Regions from separate parts of the Homo sapiens genome. Here region 2 is linked to region 1. Evidence: chromatin loops called from intact Hi-C (ENCODE). Cell type or tissue: heart right ventricle. All regions are shown on one strand. Each heading gives the region's core, and the rest is flanking DNA. Links, peaks and the distances in the headings are about the cores only. Region 1 holds the start of LOC105373633 (a long non-coding RNA gene). Region 2 has its middle 15 kb from the start of THSD7B.

The links. Hi-C counts contacts between places; a loop is a spot of excess contacts. Peaks named below come from ENCODE experiments on the same cell type or tissue, not always from the same donor. Only the 100,000 strongest peaks of a DNase experiment are listed, where the experiment ranks them.
Region 2: a loop joins it to region 1, with 2.5 times the contacts of the local background. A loop is called at or near these places in 2 of 110 quality-filtered maps.

Annotation. Positions count from the first base shown.
Region 1 is chr2:136,565,379-136,580,825 of GRCh38, forward strand. It overlaps LOC105373633 (a long non-coding RNA gene), which reads right to left and starts at 10,526. Exons shown (of 3, transcript XR_923360.3): 1 at 10,326-10,526. In heart right ventricle, for the core only: no CTCF peak of the experiment used is centred there; a DNase peak (open chromatin) is centred at 7,183; H3K27ac peaks cover 338 bases.
Region 2 is chr2:136,742,728-136,758,174 of GRCh38, forward strand. No RefSeq gene overlaps it. Among named protein-coding and RNA genes, the nearest start is that of THSD7B, 15 kb to the right of the region's middle. In heart right ventricle, for the core only: no CTCF peak of the experiment used is centred there; a DNase peak (open chromatin) is centred at 7,493; H3K27ac peaks cover 1,297 bases.

The DNA.
Region 1 (15,447 bases), core at 2,700-10,699:
CCCAAATATGATGCCATTCTTCAAATGTATTAGAGAAAACCCTGTTAGATTGTCAGAGGTCAGTCAGTCTAAGCACAGGAGGTGGGCTGAACATTCTGTCCCAAATGTCTTATCATCCATAATGGTGCTCACAATGATCAGAAGTTTTCAAATTAAGGGCAATAATGTCCCAAGGTCATTATCATTTCTCTTTGGACTTTTCAGCAAGAAGTTAGGGCACCAGGTGACCTAACAGAATTAACATCAAAGACTATTAGGTTTTCACTCAGTTTTTTTATTTCTTTTTATAGAATGTTCCATTCAGCAGTAGTTAAAACAACTTCAAATTGATTTGCCTTGAAGGATGAATAAAGTGTGACTTTATTGCCACAAGCATAGTATTTTAACTATACCAGTTCAATGTTGAAGTTTGAAGGCACAATCTTAGGTTCCTTTTTATTGCAGCAATGGGACATTTGCTCAGAATCTGATAGCAATTCTCCTTTGGGAATTTCTCTGAGACAGTCAATAAAACACATAAAATAATCATGCTGTTTTCTCTTAAACCTTACATGATTATCACCCAACAGTGTCACCTACAGTGTTTACCGGTTTTGCTCTGTGTGACTTCTGGCTGTCCCCTAAGTAAGCTCCGCTCTGAAAGCACAAGGCTCTGTCATTATTGAAGATAATCAAGAATGTACTCTAGGTGGGAATTGAACAATGAGAACATATGGACACAGGAAGGGGAACATCACACTCTGGGGACTGTTGTGGGGTGGGGGGAGGGGGGAGGGATAGCATTGGGAGATATACCTAATGCTAGATGACGAGTCAGTGGGTGCAGTGCACCAGCATGGCACATGTATACATATGTAACTAACCTGCACATTGTGCACATGTACCCTAAAACTTAAAGTATAATAATAAAAAAAATCCCTTAAGAAATTTTATTCCAATTGATTTAAATAAATGAGTGCTCATATAAAATAAAATAAAAAAAAGAATGTACTCAAGGCTAGAATGGAAATTTCAAAAGTGGGTCCCTAGGGGATTTTCATGAATGGTAACATCATTGGAACAGTGTCATATTTCAAGATGACAAATTTAAACAAGAAAATATGCAACTAAGTGTACATATTCTTGATATAGTAATCAACAGCATAGGATTTGGAGCCAGATAAACTGTGTTTAAATTCTGGTTCTGCTACCTTGGAGAAGTCATTAGCTATGAGAATTTCAGATTCTGCAGGGGGACAATGGGTATTGAAATATCTTTTTTGGGTTGGGCGCAGTGGCTTACGCCTGTAATTCCAGCACTTTGGGAGGCCAAGGTAGGTGAGTCACCTGATTTCAGGAGTTTGGGACCAGCCTGGCCAACATGGTGAAACCCTGTCTCTACTAAAAATACAGAAATTAGCTGGGCGTGGTGGCAGGTGCCTGTAATCCCAGCTACTTGGAAGGCTGAGGCAGGAGAATCGCTGGAAACCAGGAGGCGGAAGTTACAGTGAGCGTTGATTTACTTCCCATTCCCTAAAACTTTATGGCTTCCTCATCAAACGAGACAGGTTGCTTTCTATCTCTTAGACGGTAAATATGGTTAATGTGCTGAGCAGTGTTGCACCCACTCTCAGGCACTTTGTTAGGAACAAGAGTTATTTAGTGACTCTTCCTAAATAAGGATTAAGTTAACTGGAATTAAACTACATGACATCTATGTACATATATGCATAGCTGCATACCTATTTATATATTCATCCATCCATTCATCCCTGTCTCACATGGCAAGGGCCTGATAAATGGTAGTTATTGTTACTAATGCAAGAAGAGTCATTGTGATCCTTCCTGTTCTCTAAGATCTAAACTTCTTGGGTGGCTCCATTGGTTGCTCTTCTTTTTTCCTCCCTCTCCTCTTCTATCGTCTTATCCCTTCATAAGTCAGTCTTCTCACACTTGTCATCATTTCTCTCTATCTTTTTTTTTGGTCGATCTCTCATAAATCCCTTCTCTCATAAATGAAGACCTGGCCTGCTTCTCTAGCATGGAGACAGAATGAGGATGAGCAGTCTGTGGACTCCACTTGGGCTTTATCACTTTCATGCTGAGCTGGACATTTACTCAGTCTCCTTGGCAAACAGGGGCAAGTTTGAATATTCTCTGCCCGCTTTTGGTCTTCTATAGAGGGACTGCTCCTCTGAGGGGAGGTGTACAGCCTCCTTCTGCTCCCGTCCCAGCTTCTCTATCTCAAGCACTTTTCTTTCCACCAAGAATGAGGGAGAATACACCAATCCTGCTGAAATTAGACACTTTCTTCTATTTCTGGAGTTAATGAAATATTAAGACTGTGGTTGTCAACCTGGGTGTTTAGACATCCTAGAGAGAAAATCAGGATTTCTCTGAGGAAGGGACAGGTGGGTTGAAAAGCACATTCACTATTATAGTACTACTTTAAGACTAAGTCAAAACCAAATAAAACCAAACACTGATTTCTTAAATAAAACTGCAAAAAAAAAAAAAAAAAAAAAAGCCCTCGGAAGATAGACTTTATCTTTGGAGCAATATAGATTATCAGTAGGAGGGTTTAGTATTCAATTATTCTTTTTGTTTTTTGAGGAGGAACTGCATAGAGAATATTCACCAAACAGAGAATACATTTTTAAAAAGTACAAACACTGATGAGAAATACTGTTTATGGAGTTAGCAAAACAGTCGTCACAACCCAAGCAAGACAGCCTGACCTGGAGGCTCCTAGGAGACCCGTTTCTATTTAATGAGAAGCTGGTCTAAGAGAAACCAACTGAGATTCACATGCCCATTGTATTTGTTTGGGGCATTTTAATTTGATGTTTATCTGCCCATTACAGAAAATTCACATGAAGTCTCAATCATAATAAGCACCACTTTTTTACTTCAATAAGTAGAATTAACAATCCCTGTGTGAACTGGATATATGAAATTGATGATAACCTTCCTTGGGTTTTTCTATTATTTGCCCCAATGTTATTGGCTATTTCATCATACTTTAGGAAAAGTGGAACTGCTGGCCAAACTCATAACCGTAAAACCCTCTAGTTTCACTCAAGTGAATCTCCCAATATTGATACTTTGGATATTCAGCTTTGAATATTACATCTTACCTACATAATAACATATAATCAATTGTTTATTTTTATCAAAAGGCAGACAAGTATTTGGCACAGGCATAAATTCCAGAAAACACCAGCTTTTGATTGTAACTCTTCTGACTGACTTTGTATGCTGCCCTTTGCTTGAAATACCTTATGCGGAGTAAACATGAAGAAAGCATGGTGTAGTGGAAACAATGTTGAATGTAAATAAGCATGGGTTTGAACCTCAGCTCTGACACATAATAGCTGGGTGAACCTAGATGATATATTTAAATTTTTTGAGCTTCAGTTTCCTTATCTATTAAATACCTTCTCTACAGATTTGTTGTGAAGGTTGAAGACATGCTTGAAGAGCATCTAGCATTCCTGGTACAAAGCATGATTCAGAAGCTCATTTTTATTTTTATGCACATTGGCTGACTTCTCCAGCTTGAAGTTTAACTGAGTAATATATATACATTCTTACACTGATCCCCCTCTCACATGTCCTAAAACCTTTGCCCATTGATGTGCATAGTCATAACTCTTACCTGTGTTTACACACAAATTAGTTTTACACATTCATATAACTATATACAAATACCCACAAACCCACTCAATTTAAGGTTAGACTGATTCTGCTTTTAGCACCTACTAATAAGACGTGCATAAGGGGATGGGAGGTGGGTCACAGAGCTTGATGCCACTTTCTACTCAACCCATTGATGCTGATGCTGTGATGCCCAGGAAAGGGAAGCTGAGAGCTGATTGCAGGAGGAGCCTTTGGCCCTGTACTGGTGTCTGCTCCAGCAGATACAAATGCATTCTAACTGAATTCCAGCTTTTTGGAGTCTCTGACACTGCAGAAAGCCCTACCCTTTGGACCACAAAGTGGTTGGCATGATATAAAGACAGGGAGGCTGATCTGATGCCAGGCAGAGCTGGGCTGAGAGCTCTTGAACTTCATCAAGTTCTGCTGTGTGTTTTGCATATCTGTTAAATAGTGTGTAAGCTTGTTAGGGGTAGGACCCATGTCTCCTTGCCGTCCTATTTCCCTGGGAGTTCTTTTTACTCAGGGGAAACGTATTGACCAGAAGAGGAGGGAGGAGCTGTGGTCTTGTAAGATGGTCAGTTATTGATTGCCACCTGACTGTCAGGTGCTGGCTGTTTAGCTGATTAGCCATCTGGACTCCTCTTGCTGAGAAAGACATGTCCTTTTTCTGGGCCTTGGTGAGAAAAGCCCTTTCAAGGTCAGGTAGGAGAAGGGAGAAGAGGCAGATGCCAATTACAGTTGTCTTTGTTAATGACACAGGAGTAAGATTTGGTGAGGTGGCTGGTAAATCTAGCTTTGAAGGTTATGTATAAGAATTACCTAGCGATTATTTTCACAATGAAAAAACATCTATACTATTTTTTCTGATTCTGTAAATAATACATACTCATTTTAAAAATACTTGTACAATACCAAGAAGTATAAGGAGAAAAGGAGAAATCATCTGGAATGCCAACATTCTGGGATTACTCGCATTAACATTTGGTGATCTGTTCTTTCATACAACTTTTTATGCATGTGGATCTAGAAATATCTAATTTCATGTAAATTATAACTGTTTATCAGATTCATAGGCATAGTTTTTCTGTGTGTGTCATATTAAAAGTGGTGTATATGCACTGCTCTACATCTTGCTTTTCTCAGTTAACATTTTGGAAATTTCTTCATGTTAACCAGTATGGATCTAACTCATGGTTAACCTCAGCACTATAGGCTCTTTGGGTAGGATAATTCCTTCATTATTTTACAGTGCACAGGGGCTGTCCCTGGGGCCATCCTGTGTGTTGTCTACAGGGGCTGTTCTGTGCATTGTAAAATGTTTAGCAGTACCACTGCTGTCCTGTACTTCAGCAGTCCCCAACCTTTTTGGCACCAGGGACTGGTTTCGCGGAAGACAGTTTTTCCACAGATGTGGATGGGGGAGGGGATAGTTTCAGGATGAAACTATTTCACCTCAGATCACAGGGCATTAGATTCTCATAAGGAACATGCAACCTGGATCCCTCACATGCACAGTTCACAATAGGGTTCATGCTCCTATGAGAATCTAATGCTGCAGCTGATCTGACAGGAGGCATACCTCAGGTGGTTTAGCTCACCAGCTGCTCACCTGCTGTGTGGCCCAGCTGCTAACAGGCCATTGACCAGGCCACAGCCTGGGGGTTGAGAACCTCTGTTCTACTTATTAGCATACAGTCACACATCACCCCTGGTTGTGGCAACCAAAAATGTTTACAGACATTGCCAAATGTTCCTTGGGGGGACAAAAATTTTCCCTGTTTGAGAGCCACTGATCTGATTTTTTTTCAATAGCTGTATTACATTCCACAGTATGGATCTGCCACTTTTAATTCAATAGTTCCTTTCCTAGTGATCATGCAACTTACTCCCAGTATCTTTTTTTGCTGTCAAATTGATTATTTCAATGGGGGCTGCCCTTGGTCCATGGTTATCATTTAGGAAGATGAATGTTTTGCAAAGACAAAACTCAGGCTGTATCTTTCTAAATACAATACTGCTGTGATTGGGCTTCATTCACTTTATTCCTGGGTGAGCCCTCAGAATGACCACAGGCCAGTGAAACTGATGGCAGGGCCTGTGTAGCACTGGGGAGCCCTGTTCCATTTATCATGGGTTCAGGTAGGTGCTCTTCAGCCCCAAATGGTGGTGGCCAGGTAAGAATGTAGGACCTGTGTTAGCAAATAACTTAATTTTCAAGAGAAGCAGAAAATCCATATTTTTATGTAAAAAGTTCTCCCAACTTTTCACGGATGAAAATGAATTAATTCTTTAGGAAAACATGTGCAGATGAAACAAAACAGATCTCCTGCCCAAATCTGGCCCAACAGTGGCCAGTCTGCAATCTCTAGTGTAGATATTTATTATTGAATGTGATCTTCACTTTTCTAGGGTTCAGTTCTTTGAACTGTGAGATGCTTGTGTAACTTTTTGGTGGTGAACATTGTGCTTTGATGCACTTTGTCTATAGCAATGTTTGCCTCTCCTCCAAATCCCCATCCTCTCTGAGAGAGAGCTCGTGCTCCTATAGTCTGTATTGTCTCCATATCTGACACTGCTTACATAGCCTGGGTGTTGGGGGCTGCTGGCTTACATGTTCTCAGGAGAATCAGAGTCAGTACTGTGTGATGCCTCAGAGTCTTGGATCTTTGATCTTCAGGACTTTACAGTGCCTAAGGTAGCTCTGTGGGAGGAGGTGTTTACTGGAACTTGGTGGCTTTCAGCAGCATGGAAGTTATGTGCCTGTTTGGAATCTGCTGTTCATTTAGAGAGTTTGTTGCGAATTTATTACCTGGTTTCTTTCCAGGCAAAATGTTAGAACCAGAAGGGACATTGGAGATCTTTGAATCCTACTGTTTCACTTTGCAACTGGGGAAATTGAGGCTCAGGGAGAGGAAGGAACTTAGCCAAGTCTCCACAGTTGGTCCCAAGGCAGGGGCAGCACTTCCGGCCCCTTCCTCCCTTTCCAGCATGTCTATGCTACCACCTCTGAGTGGGTGGCTTGGGTAGAAATCTTCTTTTTCTGCTTTGGGTTTTCAGCTAATTTGTCTGGATATCCATGTTTCTATGACCTATTTTTGGGAGGGGACACTTATGTGCTATGCATTTATTTGAGTTTTTGCAGAGCTAATTACCTCCCCAAGTGTTTGAAGACAACAGCCTTATTCTTTTAAGGCAATGTTTTAAAGATAATAATTTTGTCCTGGGAATAGATTAGAGAAAGATTTTGTCCTCTAATCTAGCATGAAGACTAGGTTATATCAGATTTTCAGATGCTGCTTCCAATAAATTAAATTTGGAGCTGATGAAGATTTTGAAGACACAGAAACATGTGATAACTAGCGAGCTTTAAGTGGAATTGGATTGATGGGAAGCTTGTCCTTTCAGTAGGAAATGTGTTGTACCACAGTTTCTATGGACTCAATTCGCTGGCTCTCTGCACCCACAGCTGCCAACAGCTCTCAGCTGCTGGAGAAAGCAGTCTGAGAGGAATGCCATGTGTTGGAACAGGCATTTATCCCAGTGCCAACTCTGCTGCCAGGATGCTGTCAGCACAGCCTAAGAAATGCTTCAGGGACTGCCCACCAGCTTGACACCTGGGTTGGCCAAGGTCAAAACCCTCAGGAATTTGACTGCTTGTTGGAGACTGCAACAGCAGAAGTGATCCCACAAGAAGAGACATACTGCCCCAACAGAGGACAAAGTGCGTCCCACTAGGAGCCTCAAGACCTTGGAGTCCCCTAATCCCTTAACTTCTATGAGCCTCAGCCGTCTTTTCTGCAGCACAGGAACAAAAATAAATTGCCTTTTTGATCTCTTAGAGATAATATTAAGGTCAGTTTTGTAAACACCGTACCCGCGTATGTGCACATTTGTGTGTCTTATGGGTTGAATTGTGTCTCTCCAAAATTCACATGCTGAAGTCTTAATCCTTAGTACCTCCCCAGTGACCTTATTTGGAAATAGGGTCATTGCATATGCAATTGGTTAAGATTAGGTGATACTGGAGTAGGGTGGGCCGTAATCCAATATGACTGGTGTCCTTATAAAAAGGAGAAACGTGTACACACACACACACACACACACACACACACACACACACGGATAACATGGTGTGAAGATTGAAGGTATGCTGCCCAAGCCTAAGAACTACCAGAAGCTAGGAGCAAGACCTAAAGCAGAGCCTTCCCTATACCTTCAGAGGGAGCATGGCCCTGCTGGCACCTTGGTCATCTAGCCTGCAGAACTATGAGACAGTAAATTTCTGTTGTCTTAGCAAACTAACACAGTATAAAATATAGTGTATAAATATAGACATACATTCACATGTAAAAATATTTAAGTGTCAGTAGCAACCTCAACCAACATCTTGGGCCAGTACAACTCTGGTCATGGTAGAGTGTAACGTTAATTGAGTCACAATAGCAGGCTGGGCTGATGATGAAGCTTAGGTACGTGGATGTGCAGACTAAATAGTAAGATCCCTGAGAGCAGAGACTGTATAGATAGTACTGTCCTTGACATTTTATCCTGAGCATGCAGCACAACAACTAGCTCATGGGTGGTCTTATTTGTTGAGTGGATTAAAGGTTACGATCATTGCAATTATTATTACTCCAAAAAGAAGGCCTGAACACATTAAGCAGTCACTCCTCATTCCCTCCAGGCCCTGTCAACAGTGAATGTATTTTCTTTCTCTGTGGACTTGCCTATTCTGGACATTTTATATAAATAGGATCATATAATATGTGGCCTTTTGTAGCTTGCTTCTTTCAATTATCATAGTGTTTTCAAGATTTATCCAACTGTATTGTGAGCAAGTGATTCATTCTGTTTTTAGTGCTGAGTAATATTCTGTTTTATGGATAAAGCACATTTTATTTATCCATTCATCAGTTCATGAACATTTGGGTTGTTCCCAATTTGTGGTTATTTATAAGTAATGCTACTATGAACATTCATGTACAAGTTTTTTGTGAATATTTATGTACAAGTATCCTCTTGGGTATATGCCTAGGAGTAGAATTGCTGGATAACTCTGTGTTTAATTTTTTGAAGAAGTGCTAAACAATTTTCCACAGTGTGTGCACCATTTTACATTCTCACCAGCAACGCAGAAGGGCTCAAACTTCATTTTCTCCACTTCTCTGCCCACATTTGTTATTTTCTGTTTTTATTTATTTATTTTTTAAATAGCTGTCCTAGAGGATCTGAAGTATCTACTTGTGGTTTTGTTGTGCATTTCCTAAAGGATTAGTGATATTAAGCAGCTTTTCATGTGCTTATTGGCCATTTGAATATCTTCTTTGAAGGAATGTCTATTTAAATCCTTTGCCCATTTTTGAATTGTTTTTAGTTGCAGGAGTTCTTATATATTCTGGATCTTAATCTCTTATCAGATATATGATTTGCAAACATTTTCTCCCATTCCGTGGGTTTTTAAACTTTTTTGACAATGTCTTTTGATGCACAAAATTTCTTAATTTTTACAAAGTCGAATTTATCTAGTTTTTTTGTTTGCTTATGCTTTTTGTGACATATTTCAGAAACTATTGCTTAATCTAATATCACGTAGACTTACATCTCTCTTTTCTTCTAAGAGTTTTATAATTTTAGCTCTTATATTTAGGTCTTTGATTTATTTTGAGTTAATTTCTGTATGTAATGTGAGGTAGGTGCCCAAATCCATTTTTTTTTTTTGCATGTGGCTATTTTTTCCTGCACCATTTATTGGAAGACTATTCTTTCTCCATTGAACAGTCTTGTCCTTCTTGTCAAAAATCAGTTGACCATAGACATGTTAGTTTATTTCTGAACTCTCTCATATACATATATACATATGTGTGTGTATTCCATATATATTGTGTGTGTATTCCATATATACACACACATATGTATATGTATGAGAGAGTTCAGAGATATATGCACACACACATAGGTACAAATGTATATATGCTTATGCCAGCATCACATTATTTTGATCGGTATAGCCTTGTAGTAAGTTTTGAAATCAGGAAGTTTGTATCCCCCAGCTTTGTCCTTTTTTTCAATATTGTTTTGGCCAATGAGGCTTTCTTAACCATCAGGGATAGCTAGGATTTAGTCAAGCATCTGAGTTTGGCAAATTGATTGCAAGATAACTGTCCCCACTCCCCAACATACCCCTTCCCAGAATTGAAGACATCTCTGCCCGTGATAATAGCTCTAACCTAAAAGAGAATCTGGCCATACCAGAACAATGGAGATGTTGGTGATTGAAGTAGCTAGTCACTTTCAGTGTTTTCCTTGGCTTTGTGTCACATTGAAATTCAAATATGTATCATCTCACTTTATTCTTCAAACATGTACCTGAAGCAGGTAGGGCAAATGTGCTTATGCCCATTGTATAGGTGGGGAAAGTGAGTGCCAGACTCCAAGACTTGTTCAGATTACAAAGCTAATTCATAGCATAACAACTACTAGACATCTCTCGGCACTGTATACTTTTTAGTTTTGAAAAATATGTTTTAAAAATAATTACATGAATTGTACATGTTAATTATTATATAAGTAATTATTGCAGATAAGAAGAAACAAAAGAAAACAAGAGAAGATATTTTAGTCTGTTTTTTGTTGCTTTAACAGAATACCTGAAACTGGGTAATTTATAAAGAAAAGGAATTTCTTACGGTTATGGAGGCTGAGAAGTCAGAGTCAAAGGGCCATATCTGGTGAAGGCTTTCCTGCTGGTGGGGACCCTGCAGAGTACTGAGGTGGCCCATGTGAGGGGGCTGTGTGTGCTAGCTCAGGTCTCTCTTCTTATAAGGCCACTGGTCCCATTCCAATGATAAGCCATTCAGCTATCTACCAATTTATCCATGAATGGATTGACCCATTTATGAGGTCAGAACCCCCATAACCCAATCTCCTCTTAAAGGCCCCACCTCAATACTGCCACAATGGGGATCAAGTTTCAACATGAGATTAGAGGGGACAAATATTCAAATCACAGCAGAAGGAGAAGGAGGCGTGGAAGCAGAAGCAGCAACAGAAGGCAAAGAAGAAAGAGAAGGGTTACTCATGATCCCATTACTCAGAGAAGAGCCACAGACTGTGGGATTACCCACTGGACCATGAGCAGGGGTGTGTCAGTAAATGTTTAGCAACTGGCTCTCCAGAAAAGTCATGTCCTAATGTGACACCAATTTCTATTGTGTAAATACTTTCACCATGGCTGATTCCAAGCTACCAACCTGGCAACAGTGAATGTAGATTTGGGAGATGACATAGTTGGCTGTCAGGAGCCAGTGCCAGCACACCACTGAAGGGGATCCTAGTTTCTTGCTGCTCAAAGTAGAGTCCATGGACCATCAACATTGCCATCACTTGAAAGCTTCTTAGAAATCCAGACTCTCAGGCTCTACCCTGGCTTATGGAATTAGAATCTGCATTTGAACAAGCTCCTCAGATGATTCCTATGCATATTAAAGCTTGAGCAGAACTGCATGTCCAATACAGTAGTTGTTAGCTACATGCATCTGTTGCATATAATACATAGCAAATTTTGAATACTTAGCATGAAAAAAAAAGGTAAAATATCTAAAAGATTTTTTTTGTATTGACTACATGTTAATAAATATGGTAATATACAGCATAAAAATGTTATTAAAATTAGTTTACCTACTTTTTACTTTTTAAAAATGTGGCTACTAGAAAACTTAAAACCGCTATGTGGTACACATTCTATTTCTGCTAGAGAGCATGACGCTAGAGCATGGGATCCCTAGAACTCTGATTGCTTTGTGTGTCCCCAGGCCCACCTTATTCTAAACCCCAACTTAAGTTGACCTGAGCATTTCTAATAAGGTAATTAGTTGCCCATGACCATACTTTTAGGAAGGGCAAAAACCACATCCCTCTTCTTTTTACTACTGCTCGTGTGCCCCACTGTGAACTCAGAAGATATTAATAAGCTAAAATGAATAATTACCTCTCTACCATTGAAGTCCTTGAGAATATTCAACTTCCAGAGTGAAGGAGGATTCTGGAAATGAGGAACACCCTGCATGCCTCTTCCTTCAACTGTTGTTATCCAGGAGGACCCCCAGGCAATGGTGTATTGGGCTGAGCATTATTTCTAGGGCTCTCAATGATATCTCAGGGACTCATCTCTGCGACAAAGGAAGAGTCACTAAATAACTCTTGTTCCTAATAAAGCGCCCGAGAGTGGGTGCAACACTGCTCAGCACATTAACCATATTTACCATCTAAGAGATAGAAAGCAACCTGTCTCTTTTGATGAGGAAGCCATAAAGTTTTAGGGAATGGGAAGTAAATCAAGGCTTCCGTTTGCCTTGTAAAAATGCACTGCCTTGTGCTGCATCTCACCCTTCACTCACACGAGTGTATTTTTATTCCTCTGCATAAATAAAGCATGATTTGTAGCCACCCTCTTGACTTGCTCCTGGCACCAGGTTCAACAACCAAAAAATTAAAGATGGCATTGCGTTTCTGATGAGGCCTGAGCATTAGTATGAAATACCTAAAATACTTGTAAGATGAAAACAGCTGTAAGCTGGGAAGGGGCAAAAAAAAAAAAAAAAAAAAGAAAAAAAAAGATAAATCTTCCTCCTCAGTCCCTGTGACAGTGCATGCAAAATGCCTGATGCAGTTCTAGGTACAAAATAAGACCACAAAACAGTTTGCTTCACCTTTTCTTTCCAGGTGTTAGCACCAAGAGCACTATGAAGATAAGAATAGATAAATAAGTGAGCATTCAGATTCAGTGAAAACAACCAGCTTTTAAAATTGTTTCACAAGATCAGCGGCAAGTGCTAAACTGTGTGCTACAGTCATATGAATCTGTGGATATTTGGAGACGTGACATTTTGTTGGTTGATTTTCGTTGCCATTTTCTTCTTTTTGACCCAGAGTATTTCAGGCAAAAGCTGCTTTGTTGGCTACTAAGTCTGATAGCTCCTTTTTGCTTTTCCTGAACTTTAATTTTAGAGCTGATGTGGAGAGAAAATTGAGGACCACATATCTTATAGAGATTGTGGAGGGGGTCCCATGGTGGGAAGGTCCCGAGGGGTAGATGTCTGGATCGAACAGACCGATGAAGTTGGACTGAGGCTTGGGGACAGAGGATAAATAAGAGAACTATGGAAAGTGTATTGAAAGTTGCGAACTTTGAGCTGCAGAAAAGTGTTCAAAATGGATTATCCCATCCTGCAGCCCTTGAATGAAATATTGGGGGCTGAGATGTGGTATCTATGGGTGTCTGGTAATTGGGGAAGGAAGACAGAGGAAAGCTGTGCTGGTGAATTCGACTCAGCAGGCCCACTCTTCTAGGAGGGCTTGTGCATCTCTAGTGTATGTTTTCCCAGTCAGCTTTTAAAGCACCTGGGATATGTTTGGTAGAGAATGTTTTCTGTCTAGTTTACCTGACTTATTTATTTATTTTTACTTTTAGGTTTTATCTAAAGAGTAACATTCTCTTTAGGGCATGTTCCCTTTTATAGATCTTAAAATATAAATTTTCTGTTAACAGAATTTGAAGAAGGCATTATCTTCATGTCAGAATTTTATATAAAGCTTCAACGTTGAGAATAGCAGGGAATAAATAACATCATATTCTAAAAAGGACAGTGGACATGGTCCACAACACATGAAGACAACGTGGAAAACTACAGAGACTCTAGCACCTCCTCCACCAGCCTATATTTAAAAAAAAAAGCCTTGGGATTGGAAAGAATGTGAGCTGTGGGTTGTAGATCTAGGGGAGATTTTGCCCTCTATTATCCTGAGGTATTTTCTTCCAAGCCAGTTGAGAGCATTGTTTGTGGAGATTGGTGGGTGCCTGCAATAAGGGAAGATTAGTCCCTTCCTCCCCTTTGAGCTGGTGTCTGTGGAGCAGCAGAATCCATGTCTCTGCTTGGACCCACATTTGGAGCAGAGTAGGGTATGATGAGAAAGGCTTCTGCCTCTTCACATCTGTCTTGGGAGTTTGGGGGCATGTGAGAACCAAACCATGTCTCCTGATTACCTGGAGAACCCTGAAGTCTAGAAGTGGCCTGGAGTAGCCTGAAGGCAAGATGAGAAGAGAGGGCAGTCATGGGGCAGCCTGCACACTGCATTTGACTCAGCAGGGATGATTGAGTTTTCTGTGGGCCAAGTGCTTATTGCAGAAAGCACTGAATTAGTTCTTCTTACTGTACCCTGCCAGACTATGGGACCAGGATAACATATTATGGACATGCCGTCTGGGATAGGAATGAGTGCTAGAGGGAGGTATTTTAGAGGTCAGCCAGAGTGTATCACCATGTGAAGGAACAGTTAAGGGGCTCTCCAAGAACTTACTCCTGCAACCCACAAGAAAGCTAGCAATGATACAGCTCTACCTACTGGGTACATTGGTGGCCAGCCCATAGTGAACCAAAACAATGAGTACAGTTAAGTGAAATGCTTGTTTCCTATCCTCTACTTCCCTTCCCTCCTCCCCAGTGAAAGACAGAAAAGGAAGAGAGAAGGAATGGAGGAAGAGGAAAAAAACAGGCCATATCCTCTTCCCCACTTCTGGTCTTGAACCAAGGGTTGAGCCTAAGGAAGAGGCCAGTGGGAAGCATTGAATTGCATGTGAGATTCAAGTTTTGATTTGCACTGGCCTGTACTTTTCAAAACCAAAAAGGGAATCTAGAATGGGACTTATTCTTATATATCTGAAACTGCCTGAAAATCTACTGGATCTGTTCAAACTGAACTGTCATCAAGAGTTGATTTGTCAGATCAGGGAGAAGGCAGTGGCTGGGGAGAAAAATAAAACTTCTTCATGCTTGAACTCCACTGGGACTGTTCAGAATGTCCAATAAACCAATGTTAAGATAGTTCTTTCCAATGTTATTATGCCATGGCAAAATGGAAAATAGTAATTCTACTTGTAAGGAATATTGAGGCAAATAGACAAGCATATTTACCCCTAGAGATTGTAGAGGTGGCTGGCGGAGGGTCTTATTTTTTTTAAATAGAAACGGAGTTTTGTCATGTTGCCCAGGCTGGTCTCAAACCGCTAGACTCAAATGATCCACTCTCCTTGGCCTCCCAAAGTCATGGGATTACAGGCATGAGCCACCACCCTCAGTAATGCTGAGGGTCATTAGCTCCCTTCTCCCCTAGGTTCTACCTCAAGGACTGATGACTGTGGCCCATGGATTGTGATATTATTTTACAGTGTGTGAATTCAGAGTGTCCAGGGAGAATTGTCCATCTTACTTTATGGGAGATAGGATAATTTTTAGTCTTCATATATAGTCTCTTAAAAATGACATGCATTATGGAAATCCCTAGTTTTAAAGTCTCATCTGCACATCAGCAAGTAGAAGCAGCAAATAATAATGGAACAAATATTGGTTTGGGAGAAAAAGTTCCAACATTGTTAATAGCCAGGTGTTTACCTTGGGCAGGACTCTTAATCTATCTGGGCTTTTTTTTCTTAATTGTCAGGTGAGGGGATTGGAGAGCAAGCATTTAATAAATGGCAGTCATCACCACTGCTACCACTGTCATCACCATTAAACAAGACTGAGTTGCAAGGGAAGGAGCAATAAGCATCTCGTTCAATTAGTTCACCAAACTTTGATTGAATGCCTGCTACATGTGAGACACAAAAGGCAATATGAAACACTCCCAAAGCAAGTAAAGTGGAATGTTTTATGCTCTAAGACCCCAGAACTCTCCAAAATCCTCAGTATCCTCTAGGACAAATGATGGGTGGTCAAATGTCTCCCTGTGGCCTCTGAAACCTTTCCTGTGATG
Region 2 (15,447 bases), core at 4,159-12,158, 180 kb after region 1:
TTGGCTGAAAATAGTGAGTGAAAATTTTCATCTCTTTTTCCAAGGTCATGTCATAATTTAAGGTTTTTTTTTAAATGATATAAACTCTACAAAGCAAAAGGGAACTGGGATTTCAGATATTTAGATATCTAATTCTTGAATTATTTCATGTTTTATATATCATTAATTAAGGAATTAACTACTTAATTAATTTTTATTAGTACAACTTTATGGAGTACGTGTGAAATTTTGTTACGTGTATATAGTGTATAGTGATCATGGTAGGATATTTAAAGTGTCCATCATCTGAGTACAATATATTTTTGTTAACTATAGCTATCCCACTCTGCTATCAGACACTGAATGTATTCCTCCTGTTTGTATACTTTAACCCACTTCTCTTCATCCTTCCTTTCCCTCACTCACCTTTTCCATTACTTTAGTCTTAATGAAGATATATGTATGTGGGTGTTAAATATAACATGTCTCACTTTAATGGCATTTGTTTATGCCTAATTTAAAAATAAAATTGTATATATTCATTTTAATCAAAATGTCTATCAGTATTTTTTCAGTTTATTAATTATTAAGTTGCTTTTCTGTTTAAAACTGATTGTAGGTTCAGGATTCTAATTTTCTCTAAATGCCTATAGTTTTTTAAATCTTCCATGATAAAATTACTTGATATTTTGGAGATTCTTTTCCAAAAATATATAAAATTCATCAATCATATCATAGGTTTTCTTTGACTAATATGAAGGATTGAGCTATCAAAAAAGTTGGGTTTAAATTAACTCTTAATTAGGAAGAGAAAAAATTTAAATTCTGTGATTGTGTTAATGGCAAACTGGTAGAACATGTTTAACTTTAGCAGTTAGGTTTTGTCTATTCTCAGACATCTTTTGTCTTCCTCCTAATTACTAGAATGTCAGTGCAGAACTCAGAAATTAAAGCAGGAGATGAAATACTGAAATAAGTCTTTTGTTGTTGTTCTATTGGCTTGAGAATGAGAAACAGTTTCTGATTCTCACAATAATGAGTCAGAGTCCTTGTTTTAAGATGATAAACTGGAATATTTTGGATAAAATGCTGAGTGAATTAATGCCATTTCCGGAGTTAATCAGCAGTGCCTGTGTCTGCACAGAATTATGAGTTCAATTCTTTCAACTGAAATAATTGGTCACTTCCAACAATAGATTTGAGAGATTTTTAAGGTCAAAATGAAAAAAGACAGACTGTTTACATGCATTACATATTCACTGGGACTGAATTTTCCACTGTATTGACTAAATGACCTAATTAGCAGCTAGGTTAAGCATTCTGTCTACATGGATGACCTTCCAAGCATAGCCCACACATGGAGAGTGCAAGACCAATGTCTGGAGATATTTAGTTTGTGTGAGAACATGGCCCTATTTTGGTGGAAAGCCAGCTTCTTGCCTTTAATGTTGCTAATTGTGTCTAAGCTCATGTTCTCCTTTTATTTCGGAAGCATTGCTGCTTGTTACATATCTGTAAACACCTGGGAAATGACATTTCTAAGAATAAGAATTACACTCCCTTGGGAGATAAAGATTGGTCAAAAAAACCTTTTATCTCCTATAATTTTGGAGTCCAGCCTGAGCGAACTGTTGGCCTTATTTCAAGGGCTATGTCTCTACCAGTCCATCACGTGGGGATGGCAAATAAAATATTTAAGTAGTGTTTTTGGAAACTTCCGCGTGTTTTAATATTTTTTATCTCCTCTTTCAGACAAAACATCTGAACAAATGAATGTAGATGCTGTTTTAAATTGGGCAAATTTTAAAGCTGAGCTACAGACTTTCAAAGTGAACTTGTAGATTAAAAGAAGTACAGTATTATGTTTTCCTCTGGCACTACTTTTAGAGGTTTCATCTCCCTTCAGATCCATGTGTACGTGTCAGGAATTGGCTACTGGTTCACTGTTATCAACTCTCTTAGAAAGATTCATTAATTTTATAACACAACATCTCTTAACAATGAATAGTTCTGCAAACAGGAGCTTCGTTATTTTATTCATCTCAAGCCTGCTTGGCATGCTGCAGGATTCTTTGGGAATAGAGCTTTGCAGGATGAGACTATTCCCATTTTCAATAACTCTTGCATCTGTTCTTGCAGTGTCATCAGTAAAGCAAATAATAAACCACTCTCAAGAAAACCTATAAAAGGGCTCTCCTCCCTATTCTGAGCTACAGCATAATCCTCCTAAAGACCACTCTTATCAGATTCAATGAAACAGTGTAAGCAAATTATTTTGGCTATTAACCAGTCAAATCATAGAAGGAGAATGAAAAAAGATGCCTGTGCTTTCACACTGGGGAGACCTTGCTTTAAGTACTAAATCTTGGATATGTTACTCGATCTCTCTGAACTATAGTTTCTACATCAGTAAAATGGGGACAACAGTGGCTTCCTCATAGAAGTGACATAATAATTGCATGAGATGGTAAAAGTAAAGTGTGAATGCACACCATCAATTATTGGCTGATATTTCAGTCAACAGTTTTATTAGTTAATAGACTTCCTGCTTTAAGTGATGAAAATCCAACTCAAATAGCTTAATAATGTGATTTACATGTCACATAGCAAGAAGTCTGGAGGTAAAGCAGGCACAAGTTCGGCAATTTCAATGGCACAATCACGCCCAAGGAGGTCCAGGTCCTTCCAACTTTCCACTCGAAAGTTCTGAATATGCTTCCTGGGCTAACTCCCTTCACAAGTCACAAGATGGTCTGTTTAGTTTTAGGGGTTGTATCTTCATTACTAAATGTCCATAGTCAGAAAATGAGGTTTTGTAGCCTAATATCTCTTGTAATTGTTCAGAAGTCCTTCCCAGGAGCCACCTGTCTCCCTCATTGGTAACTTGGTTGGGCTTGTGTCCCATGCTTATGTCCCTGCTCCCCAGACACACTGGGAAGACAAGTGGCATCACCATGATTAGCACTGACCAGTCCTGACTTGTCCCCTGGGTTAGATGGGGCTGGAGATGGGGTAGGCATCTGGACATACCTCCTGATTCAAAGCTATGCAATTACTATTAACAAGATATAAAGAGAAATAGTTGGTGGACAGATAACCAACAGTTTCTTACACAATTACCCTCTTAAACTCTACTCTAGACTTCCCATAATACCAAATGCTGAGAGAACACAAAAGTTGCTCCTTGTAAGGTGTAAGAATTGAATTGGAGGAGACAAAAGGTTTGAAGCCAACTCTAATGAAGTGTCATACGGTATACAGCAGTGCTTCTCAGGCTTTAACGTGCATACAAATCCCTTGGGAATCTTACTAAAATGTAAATTCTAATACAGTAGTCTGGAGTGGTGCTGAGATTCTGCATTTCTAAATGCTTTCAGGTGATGCTGCTGCTTCTGGTATGAGGACCACACTTTAAGGAGTTGAGACATAGACCGCATGTGATGCTAGATGTGTAGGAAGAGTGGAATCTGGATCATTCTGAAGTGTTTCTCAGAGGTGGCACGATACTGTGTGAGCCCTAAAGCTGATACGATTTTGATAGATGGAGAAGACAAAATATAATATGATTTGGGATCTTTTATGGAAACACATTTGCTAACTTGATAATACTAAGGACAGTAATGTGGTTATTAAGACACAAAAACAGAGTATATATTTCCTGGATTAAACAGCAGGCACACCATGCCAGAAAGCCATGGCTGTTAGGATTACCTGCTCTTATATACTTATTTTTTGTCTTAATGCCTAAAAAGAAATAGACAAAGTAAAAGTACATTTGTACCTCAGAGCAGAATAGCAAGTTACAATAACTCAACCAGGATTTGGATATATTTTCATGAATGGGAACAGGTCTTTTCCTAAAGATAAATTAACCTTTTTGAGATTTTTTGGTATCTTTTATCCCTCAAAATAACCCAAACAAAACTTTACCACTATCTTAATGGTTACATTTTTTCTTTCTTAATGCTATGTGTTTTCTGAATAAATTAGTCACATGAGTTCTTAGAAAATCAAGAATTCAATAAGGGAAACCAAAGCAAAGAGTAGATATGTTCTTAAAATCAACTTCCTCTTAAAAAGCGTGTACATATGTGGGTAAAAAGGCCATTACACCAGTTGACATTGGTTGACCAGCCAATAGCCCTGCTGAGGCAACACATCCATGTCCCTGAGTTATAATGATGTCATTTTTCTTTTGGGGATGTAACTGGAGACTACTTGAGAGGTCAAGAACAACAAAGCTATAAAAGGTTAAAAGGAAAAAAAGATAATTATGGAATGTCATTGCTGACATGTTTCTTGAGAAGCTTTCCATCCTCCCCCGTGAAGGCCAGGAGGCTGGTGGTTAGGAACATCAGGGAGACTAATGCATTTTTACATGGGATAGAATGAACAGCAATGGGGAGTGGAGAAAATAGAGGAGATACTAGCTCTGAATTTTGGATTATTATGCATTTGGTGGCTTGTACTCTGGAATAGTATATTCTACTATTACACATTATATGGTATTGTTGATCAAGTGAAAAAATGATAGGATTGAGTAATCAAAATAAATTAAGCGTGGAGGTCAGGATGCTAGCTTTGGCAGTCCTGCGAATTACCTACCTGGTTCTCAGTTTCGTCACCTGCAAAATGAGAGAGTTGAACCTGACAGTATTCCCCAAACCTGCCAAACATCAGAATAATCCAAGGGGTTTATTAAAAGCACAGATTCCTTGGATGCACCAAATACCTGCTGAATTAAGATTCCTGGAGTGGGGTGGGCTCAGGATGGGGCCCAAGCAATATGCACTTTTAAAAGGCTCCTTTGCTGATTCTCTTGTACCTCCTCTTCCCATGTTCGAGGACGCTAAGATCCAATTCAGCTCCCCAATCCTACGATTTTAATGTGACAGGGTGGTGATTTAGAAATAGAGAATGATTGAAAGGAAAATTATCTGGATAGCCACAACAATAGTATTCTTAAGTTATCAGTTTACTGTGAAATGGTTTTCACAGTGGTTGGGCTCCATGATTTGCCTCAATCTTGCCGCATGTCACCTTTGCCTTTGGGAATGGCCACCTATCAGTGCAAAACTGATTTGGAGGCAGAGAGGAGAGATAAACCACTTTATTTGTACCCGGAGATCCTGGTCTGCATTTATTCAGGCACAATTAAAAACAGTAGGGTTTCCCAGTTAACATTTTGTAAAGCTCACAAAAGATTGTTATTTTGCTTATTGCTTTGAAAGCCTGTCTGGGAGGAGGCATGTTTTGATGAAAGTATTGTCTTAAATCTGCAAACGCAAAATTGTGTGATGGCTTATGCATCAGAGGGTTGGTTCTAAAGCACTTTGTGGTCAACTCCAAGGGCCAGTTGAGAGCAGGAACTGTTCTTTCATCCCTTCTTCATAAGCTGCTGAATGTGTGCTTCTTAAAAGGACAGGCCTGTTTTCCTTAAAAGCTATTGTTGGAGTTTTGTAATTTTGGTGGTGCTTTTACTGCCTTATTGACTGTTAAAATGGCACCCTAGAAGTTTCATTTAGGGGAAATACATGCACATCTCATAGGGTGGGCGGACCTTCTCTGTATCTGTGCCTTTAAACTAGGCCAGTGGCTGCTGCACACAGCTGGCACTCAGATCCAAGGAGCTTTGCTGTTCTGGCTGATTTCTATGTTTGCGACAATTACCCTCTCTCACCACCTCCAGCCCTGCTCTCACAGCCCAGTTGTGTTAGTTCCTTTCCCCTCTATTCCATGTCTGTACTTACCTGGCCTCTGGCCTTCCCCATGTCTTCTACTCTTAGTCCTGAGGACAGAGTTAGAATTTGAGTGGTTTTTTTTGTCCCTGTTTCTTAGACCCAGGTAGTGATTGCCTTCTGACTGTATCTGCTACTTCAAGTGACTGTCCGCTGAAGAAAACTCCAGTCCCTATTTTTACATCATGGATGGATCCTTCCCCCTCCCTCCCTAATTCGTACCCCACTAAAACAACTTCCTGACATTCGGTCTCTGTGCCTGTGCATGGGGACTAGACTGATGTATGAGATTTGTCTTATTGCAGACATATCACAAGATGGTAGAATTAATAGTCTAACTCACTGCCTATCTAACTTTAATGTGCAGATGAATCATCTAGGGATCTTATTAAAATGCAGATTCTAATTGGGTAGGTCTGGGTGGGCCTCTCTGAGAAGCTCCTAGGTGATGCAATGCTGCTGGTATACATACCACATTTTTTGTAGCTAGGGTATAACTGATCCCAGAGGCAGTAAAATATAGAGCAGAGGTTTTGAACCTCTGCACTGGAATTCTTTGATGTATGGGGCTGTTCTATGCATTATAGTGTGTTTAGCAATATCCTGGCTTCTACTCACTAAATGCCAGTAGTATTCTCCTCTCCTAGTTGTGACAATCAAAACTGTGTTCAGACATTACTAAATGTCTTTTGGGGGGTAAAACCACTCCTGGTTGAGAACCGCTGGCATGAAGGTTATTACTAAGGGCTCTGGATTGGAATACCTGGATTCAAATTATAGCTCACCAACTTACTAGATGTGTAGCCTTGAGCAATTTGCTTTTCTGTGCCTCAATTTCCTTCTACATAAAATGGGAATAATAATATCTACTTTGGATATTCATAGGTTTGCTGGGAGGATTAAATGATTAAATATCCATGAAGTGCTTACAACTATATGCATGTGAGCACCTGGAAATCAATAAATGTTAGCAAATATTATCAACATTTCACTCTGTACTAGCCTTTTCATTAAAGAATACTAACTTACTGTCTGCAAACATACTTTGATCAATCAAAAGAGAATAAATATTACATATTCTTGGATTAATACAATGTAGTTTATTTACTTATCCAGACTAAGAACAGAAAAACAGCTCATTAAAAATACATTTTGGCATTTTGTATTGATTTGATTTAGTTAATTACTATCCAGTATCTGACACCTAATTAATTCCACTTGAACCTCATATAACAGTAGGGGGGTGTGGGGGAGGAAGATAAAGCATGCCTATGTATGCAATTCCTAACAAAAAAACAACTCATCTAATCTTCATCAAATCTAAGTTCTGAGATTTGGATAATAGTCTTGCAGTCCCCAAACCTTCTTCTAAGATTGGGCATTAGTAATTTCTATGACGTGTCAGGGTATAATGTTTTGTTATGTACTTAATTAATTTTTGCTTTTTCAATGGAAGAAGTAGGTGTAAAAATATACCGTGAATTCCTGCTACATTGAGATTGAAGTCACCCAGTGAAGGCCCAGGGAGACTCAAACTAGTGACTAGAAGATAAGGGTGAAACTAACTTGGTAGATGTGGAGTTTCAAACTTTGGGTGTCTGGCCTGTAGGTTGGTCTGATACACAAAGACCTCAGGGAGGAAATATGGCAGTGTTAATAGAACTGTGCCTTCAAGTTGGCTGGATTTTAGTCTCAGATATGCCTCTAACAAATCTGTGACCTCTACACAAGTCTGTGACAAGTCACCAAGCCTCTCTGGGCCAGCTCATGCCTGCCTTGGTAGTGATTAGCCCTTCCAGTAACCCAGAACCTGGCAGGCTCAAATACTCCCTTCCCCAGACATAACTGAATAAATCCTGCTGAGTGCTAACTCGCCACTTGGCACTTCTCTCAAAGCACACTACCGATGTCCATTCTGGTTGCAATAAATAGAATCATATTTTCCAGGCTCATAGGGATATGACTTGATTTAGTTAGTCATGATTCTATATTCAGTTATCCTGTATTCAGTGATTCTAATTAATGCCACCTATCTGCTTAGTGAAATTTTTAGGAAGAATCTTTCCTTTCATTGTCAGCACTTTTGCAAGGATAGCAAAGAGTTTACTTTGAAGAATCCTATCATTATAATACTTGAATTATTTTTCCATAATCATATACTGCCACTGACCTTGCATGGAACTTTAGGAATAAGGGCTCTTTAGAGTTTACAGGTGTCTGTGAGACAGCTTAGCTATGGAACAAGAAAGCAAAATGTGATTACTGTAGTTACACTTAGAGCATTTTTACATGGTGATAGAACAGCTGGTCATTTCAGTGGAAAAAGTCCACCGGTATTTGGTTTTATGTAAATCAAAAACAAAGGATGATAAATAAAATTTGAAATGTTGATTGAATTTGCCATCAGATGTCCTAGCAAAAATGAAATGAGAGTCATAGCAGTCTTACTTGTTGTCTAACCATATTCATGTACAGCCAATAGTTGTTGAGTGCTTACTGTGTGCTGGACATGATGTTAGACACGTTTTACGCATTATGGTTCACTTGATCCTCATTCCAAAACAATATGTTCATATTTACCACCCCACCCTGCCTCATTTTATGGTTGAGTAAATGGAAGTCCAGAAAGATTTAGTATCTTGTTCAAGGTCACAAGGCTAGTAAGTGATAGAGCAGACATTAGGTCTAAGGATTTAGACTTCAGAGCTCTTATCCATGATGCCAGCTCCATCAAACTTTACGCAGTAATTTTATTTTAAAATGTTTTCAGTATTCACACTCTCAGTGATACTAACAACATTCTAAATGTGTTAAATGGAAATTCCCTGGTACTTCAGGTTGGAGAATTATGCAATTCACATAAGAAACAAATAAACAGATTCTTCTTGGATATCACGGGCACATTGCCCAATTTCATTGCCTATTGACATTTTGGAGATATCTCCAGCAACAATATCTAGACTTCTTTGAGCACTTATTTTTGTTTAATAGAATACTATGTTTGCTATCTGTCTTCATTGTCATACCAAGGGAAGACCAATCTGCTATTCTACTAACTACTTTTTTTTCCCACTTATTATAATCACTGTAAATACAGAGCTGGTAAAAATGTCAGATTGGTAGCACTGCTCTAGGAAGCCACAGAAAGGAAGTGTAAATCATTTCCTCACTTCCTGCCAATAATCGCAAACCAAAACTTGAAAGGTGCATTTTTAGAAAGGAGAGACTAATTCGTGGTCTGAGGCAGTTACTATAAAATTTCCTTGAAAGCCCCAATTAGGAAGTGGAAGGATACACTAAAGTAAAAAGGAGTTGACTCCTTTAGAGTTGTAATGACTAAAAGAGAAAACACCTTTGGAAAAAAAGGACTTTGTATTTACTAATCACCATTAAACTGTTAGAAAGGAGAGTACATTTTTTATCTTCAAGTCTTGTGGTAAAATCATAATTAGTTTCTTAAGGGTTCAGAGGAGGTAACCAGGATGGAGAGCCATTCTCAAATCAATATGATTTTGATTGTAAGAAGTAGGGTGGGCTGGGCGCCATGGCTCAAGCTTTGCAATCCCGGCACTTTGAGAGACTGAGGCAGGTGGATTACTTGAGCTCAAAAGTTCAAGACCAGCCTGAGCATGATGGCAAAACCCTGTCTCTACAAAAAGATACAAAAATTTGCCAGTTGTGGTGATGCACACCTCTGGTCCCAGTTACTTGGGAGGCTGGGGTGGGAGGATCACTTGAGCCCAGGAGGCAGAGGCTGCAGTGAGCCAAGATTGCACCACTGCACTCCAGACTCCAGCCTGGGTGACAGAGCCAGAACCTGTCTCAAAAAAAAAAAAAAAAAATACTGAAGAAGAGAATAATAGGGGCCTCTCGTAATTATTCTAAAATATTCTAAAGAACTGTCATGTTAACAATAATGATATTAATAAAAATAATATCTACTGTTTGTTGGCACTTCTAGATGTTAGGCTCACTGTACATCATCTCATGTAATTCCTACCACAGCCTGAAGCTTTATGTACTTTTTTCACACCCATTTTACAGATAAGAAAATAAGTGTCCTAGAGGTTGAGAACCTTGTTCCAGGTTCAGGATAGTAGTTCGTGGTGGAGTCAGGCCCTAAACAAGGTCTGACTGCTTTTGGAACCCTTTCTCTCAACCACAATACACACTCCTCTTTGTGAATGAAGGCTTAGGTTGATTCTTATTCCATTCAGATCTTCGCAACAGATCCATGACTAATGGGTAAAAGTTACAGGATGGCATATTTAGGCTCACTGTATCTAAATTTAAAGTAAGTACATTTAAAGTCATCTATTTTCCGTGTTAAAGAATTTTGAATTTATTATTTAGGCAGTAGTAAGCTACAGATGGGCTTTTAAGCAAGAGTATATTGGATTTGGAGAAGGTAGGGAAAATAAGATAAAATTATTACCTTAGAAGATTGTTGTAAATAGTCTTGGCAAGAGGTGATGGAATCTGGACTTTGGGAACATGATGATGAGATGCTATATAGAAAACATATTCCAGAGGCAGCTAAGAGATAGGCAGGAGGGACTATTGATCAGCTGAGTGTGGTGAGTGAGGTAGAAGGAGGAGTCAGTGATGCTTCTGAGACTTCAGCTTAGACAACTGAGTGAGTGCCTGGTGACACTATTAACCTTGATACATTACAGAGACTGATTTGGGGTTGGAGAATAGGTCATGAATTTAGTTACAGGCTTGCTGAGTTTGAAGTGCCTGTGCCACATCAACATGGAGATATACCTTGGGCAGTTAGAAATCGGTCTCAAGTTTGGGTCCTTCACATTGGAGGCATGGGAGTAGATGGACACACCCAAGGAGCATGCAGAGTGGGAAGACTGGAAGGCCAAGGACCATTCACAGAGTGGTCATGTCTTTTCTGGCCATTGAGCAGGTGGTTGCTGGTGAAGGAAAGCTACAAAGAGAAAATTAGATCATCAAGCCTCAAATCACAAGAGAACATGTTGGGTTTTTTTTTTTTTTTTTGAGATTGTCTGCTAAATAAAGCAATCTGTGTGCAGCTGAACATTTCCAGTTTTGTCTTACAAAAGGCTCCTGATAGACTAGAGTCAGTAGAAACTGGTTCCAGGGTCTATGATTTAGGTTGGTATTCTTAAGAACTTGCCTCCTCTCCTCCTACTGCCCCCTTCACTCCAGTCATCTGGGAATTAACCCCTCTTTTCAAAATTATAGTTTTCCAACATTCTTATGTTCTGAAGAACTTTTCTGCATTAACAACATACCTATACTTGAAGTGTGATAAAATACAATGAAAAGATGTCAGGTTTTTGTTTTTTGGTTTTTTTAAAAAAAAATAAGAGCCTGAAATCACTTCTCTTCCTTTTTAATCTTTTTAAACATTCTTCTTTAACTAGAGGTGGAATGGTAAGAAGGCCATCTCACATGTTTTCTTCTCTTCATTTCTTGACAGTCTGTGTGACCTTGTACAAGACACCTCAGCTAGCTGGTGCTGAACTTTCCTTATCTTTTAAATACAGGCATTGGACTATATTTTTTGAAGTCCCTTTCAGGACAAATGTTTTGTGATTCCACAATTCAAGTTTTGCACATAAATGCCATTTAAATGTCATTGGTTAGATCACCAAAAGTCTAATAATTGTATAATCAGGAATAGATCAAATACCATTACAATAAGGTTCCTCAAAGATTGAAAAAGTCCTCTTTACAGGAATGAAATCAAAAGAATTTTTTTCATGAGGACCAAATCGCCATTTTGGTATGAGCTCTAATTAAATTAAAGCCTGAGAAATTTAAACTGGAAATATAGCAGAGCCCCTCCTGCCCCTGACTGACTCTAAAGGTTACAAGATAATAGAACATGTTCTTTGGGAAATGTACAGACTTTTAAGAAAGGTGAATAACTAACTTGTTGAGGAAGCTGTAGCTCTAAGCTACAACTCAAAGTGGGTGAACTTAGCAAGAAAGCCTGCTTTGACAAAAAGGGACACAGAGATCAGACTAGACTGGGTATGGTGTTGTCCTCAAAGAGCTGACAGCAATATCCCCTGAGAGATGGACCAAATCATGGCTGACATGGAAAGCCAATTGTCCAAGTAGGGGAAGCATGCTGAGTGCCACTCCTGGTAAGAAAGATAAAAGAAGCCCATAAATAGGAAGCTAAATGAAAGAGTCAATGATAGCATCAGGAGTAAGTTGAGAAGCAAGGTGTGAGAACATTTGCAGGGAGAGTAGTGCTGGATAAAGGTCATTGCACCATGAAAGCCTTCCTTTATATGTCTCCAGCTACCTGTCCTGAGAGTTTTGAGAAGCCAGGCAGAACCAGACACTAGGAGGTAAACTGCCTTTTGGGCTCTGAGCATCCTTGGTCTAGGCAGAGCAGACTGCTAAGGAATGGAAGTCTTTCCTTCCTTGAGAACTCTAGAAATTGGGCCAATGGTGCATACAAGTGATATAATGTTGTGGTATCAAGATGTGACTGTGTATCATGGTACCTGCACTTTCTATTTATTTCAGTGGACTTGGAGATGAACCCTTAGGTCAGTCCTGTCTCCCATCCTGTCACTGCTTCCCCTGCACCTTGGGCGAATCACTCCTTCCAGAACAGTGACAGCCATCACCAAAACTGAGAACTCAGTGTGACAAAAGGGCTGTTTTCACAGTTCTCTGGCAACATAATATAAAAGTTCACCACATCAGGCACATCATCTTAATCACCAGGGTCAAAAGAACCTTTAGACGTGACAAGTTGCTGCCTTCTTAGTTAACTTTTTCCCTCTGACTGGCAAGGAGAAGACTGCAAATCACCAACCAGGATGATCACTTCACTGTTTCATTTCTTTAGATTTGACTCTATCAGTTGCAAATATGGATTTCAGCAAGAGTCTTTTGTATTGAAAGGATATATGAAAGGAACCCAAAGCTCACACTTAAAGGTGAGAATGAACAAGGGCACCAGAATTCGTAAGGAAACCAGTGAATGCATTTCTTCAGTCCATGATTTTTTTTTTTTTTTTTTTTGAGACAGAGTCTTGCTCTGCCGCCCAGGCTGGAGTGCAGTGGTGCGATCTCGGCTCACTGCAATCTCCACCTCCCGAGTTCACACTATTCTCTTGCCTCAGCCTCAAGTAGCCGGGACTACAGGTGCCCGCCACCACGCCCAGCTAATTTTTTTGTATTTTTAGTAGAGACGTGGTTTCACCGTGTTAGCCAGGATGGTCTCGATCTCCTGACCTCATGATCCACCCGCCTTGGCCTCCCAAAGTGCTGGGATTACAGGTGTGAGCCACCGCCCCCTCCCCACGCCCAGTCCATGTTTTTTAAGGACCTACTCTGTGCCTGACACTGTTTCTTTAGGCACTGGTGGCTACAAGAATGAACAGGCTGACAAAGTTCAGCTCTAATTGAGCTTATATTCCAGTGGATAAACAAATACACAACAGCAAAATGTTACATAATGACAAGTACTATGCAAAGAAACAAGTAGGGGGATGTGATACAGAATGACAGTGGCTACTTTATTTAGGTGTTTGGAAAGGCCTCTCTAAGGTACTGACATCAACACTGAGGTCTGAATGATAAGAGAGAGGCAGCTGCATGCAGGTCTGGGGGTGAGTGTTCAAAGCACAGCACAGAGTTGATACAAAGTCCCTGAGGCAGAACTGAAATTGGCATACAAGACAATCTGTCAATGGTGACAGAGTAGAGAAGTAGAAGATGAATTCTTAGAGAAAAATAGGGGTCAGATTGAATAAAGAATTTGGAATTTATTCTAAGTGTACTGGGAAATCATTGGAGGGTTTTAAGCAGAAAAATGATTTTATCCAATATACCCTTTGGAAAGATCACTGTGGCTGCTATGTGGAAAATGGATTGTATGAAGACAGGCATGTAAGAACAGGAGTCCATTAGGAAGCTACTGCTATTACCTACTAGGAAAGATCATGGTGGCTTTGACCAGAGTGGTGGGAGTAGAAAAGAAGAGAAGTGGATGCCTGTGGGATTTATTTTGGGAGTAGATCTAACAGAACTGGTTATTTCCATGTAGGTGGAATGACAGAAAGCATGAAGGATAATTACTGGAGTTTGCAGGTGAACAGAATCAATGTTCAATTTGAAGTACATGTGTGATGTCAAAAAAGATGTCAAGGAAGCACTTGGATACAGAATTGGAGCATGGAGGTATGCACAGCGCTAGTGTGGAAGAGACAGGTACTACTCACTGCTTATTCCTTTGCTTTCCTATATTTTTTGATCCCCTCTTCATTTTGGTGGGTCACATGACTGGTTCTGGACAATGGGCTATGCCAACTTGGGCTGAAACGTAGAAGAGGGAATTTGAGTTTTGCAGTGATCCCTCCTGCTGCTGCCACAGAGAACAGCAATGTCCCAGATGGCAGAGCCCTTTTCAACCTGGGTCCCTGACTGGGTTATGTGAAGCAGAGTCACCATTTCCTCTCATAACCTGTATTAGTCATATAGGATGAGACACACATAAATCTTCTGTGTCAAGCCAGTAAGGTTTGGGAGCAAATTATTATTATTATTATTATTTTTACTGTAGCACAACTTAGCCTGTACTGACTACTACAGCCAAAGAAATGGATTAAGACATTACCAGTAAAAGGATACTTTCTAAAATGATGGGAATGGACATATTCATTCAAGGAGAAAGTCTAGATGGATAGAAAAGGGGAGACCAGTCTAGAGCCCTAATATGCCCCAGCATGCAGGAGTTGAACAGAAGAGGAAAGCAAGTGTTGTGTGAAGCTTAGAAAGTTAAGAGAAGAGTCATAAGAACAGGATTCTTGGTGTTGAAGTGCTGAGTATTGATGCAGAAGGGATTTTGCAGCATGCATAGACACTGCAATAGCAATTGAGTTTTCCCTAGACACATGGGTGTGAGAGAGAGCCTGTGCTATGATTTCGTAGAATTAAGTCATGACTGGAGCACAACACACTAAAAATGTCACACTGATAAATAAACTATTTCAAACCAGCAGGTCACAAAAACTGAGGATTTTTTTTTTAACCTGGCTCACAATTGGGCAGAGGCATATGTATTCAACACATCAAGCTTTTCTGACCTCACTCCAGACTAGGTTAGATGCTTCTCCTTGGGGTTTCCACTGCATCCACTGGATGCCTCTAAGGGTTGGTATATGGCAATTTAAGTGTCTGTTTCCCCAGATAATATCTCCTCCAAGACACTCTCCAGTGCCTACAGTGGTGTCTGCCACAAAGCGAATTCTCAGTCAGTGTTTGTTCAATGAATAAATAGTCTTCCATGGCACCTGCAAGAGCACCTCCCACAAATATAAGGTGATAAGGGTCTGGTTGTTAGAAACGTAAGGTGATAATGATTCTATTAACATCACATGACTAAGAAAAGTCTAACCCTCGGTTCAGATTCCTCACACATCCTAGTCCATTGACAAGTATTTAACGGAGTGCCTGCTGTGTACCAAAAGTTGTGCCATTGGAAAAAAAAGAAAATATCTATCTTAGCCTCTATCCTCAAGGAACTAGCAATGCAGTTGAAAGGACTAGCTAATGACTATGAAACCATTAGAGACCAGTAGGAAATACTACACAGTTAATTGAAAAACTGAATGGCAGAGACAATGAGCATTACAGGAGTATGATAATGGGAAGACATAGATAAATGTAGAATGAAATAATATCCAGGAAAATTTCATAGAAGAAGTGGGACTTTGAGGGAAGGTAA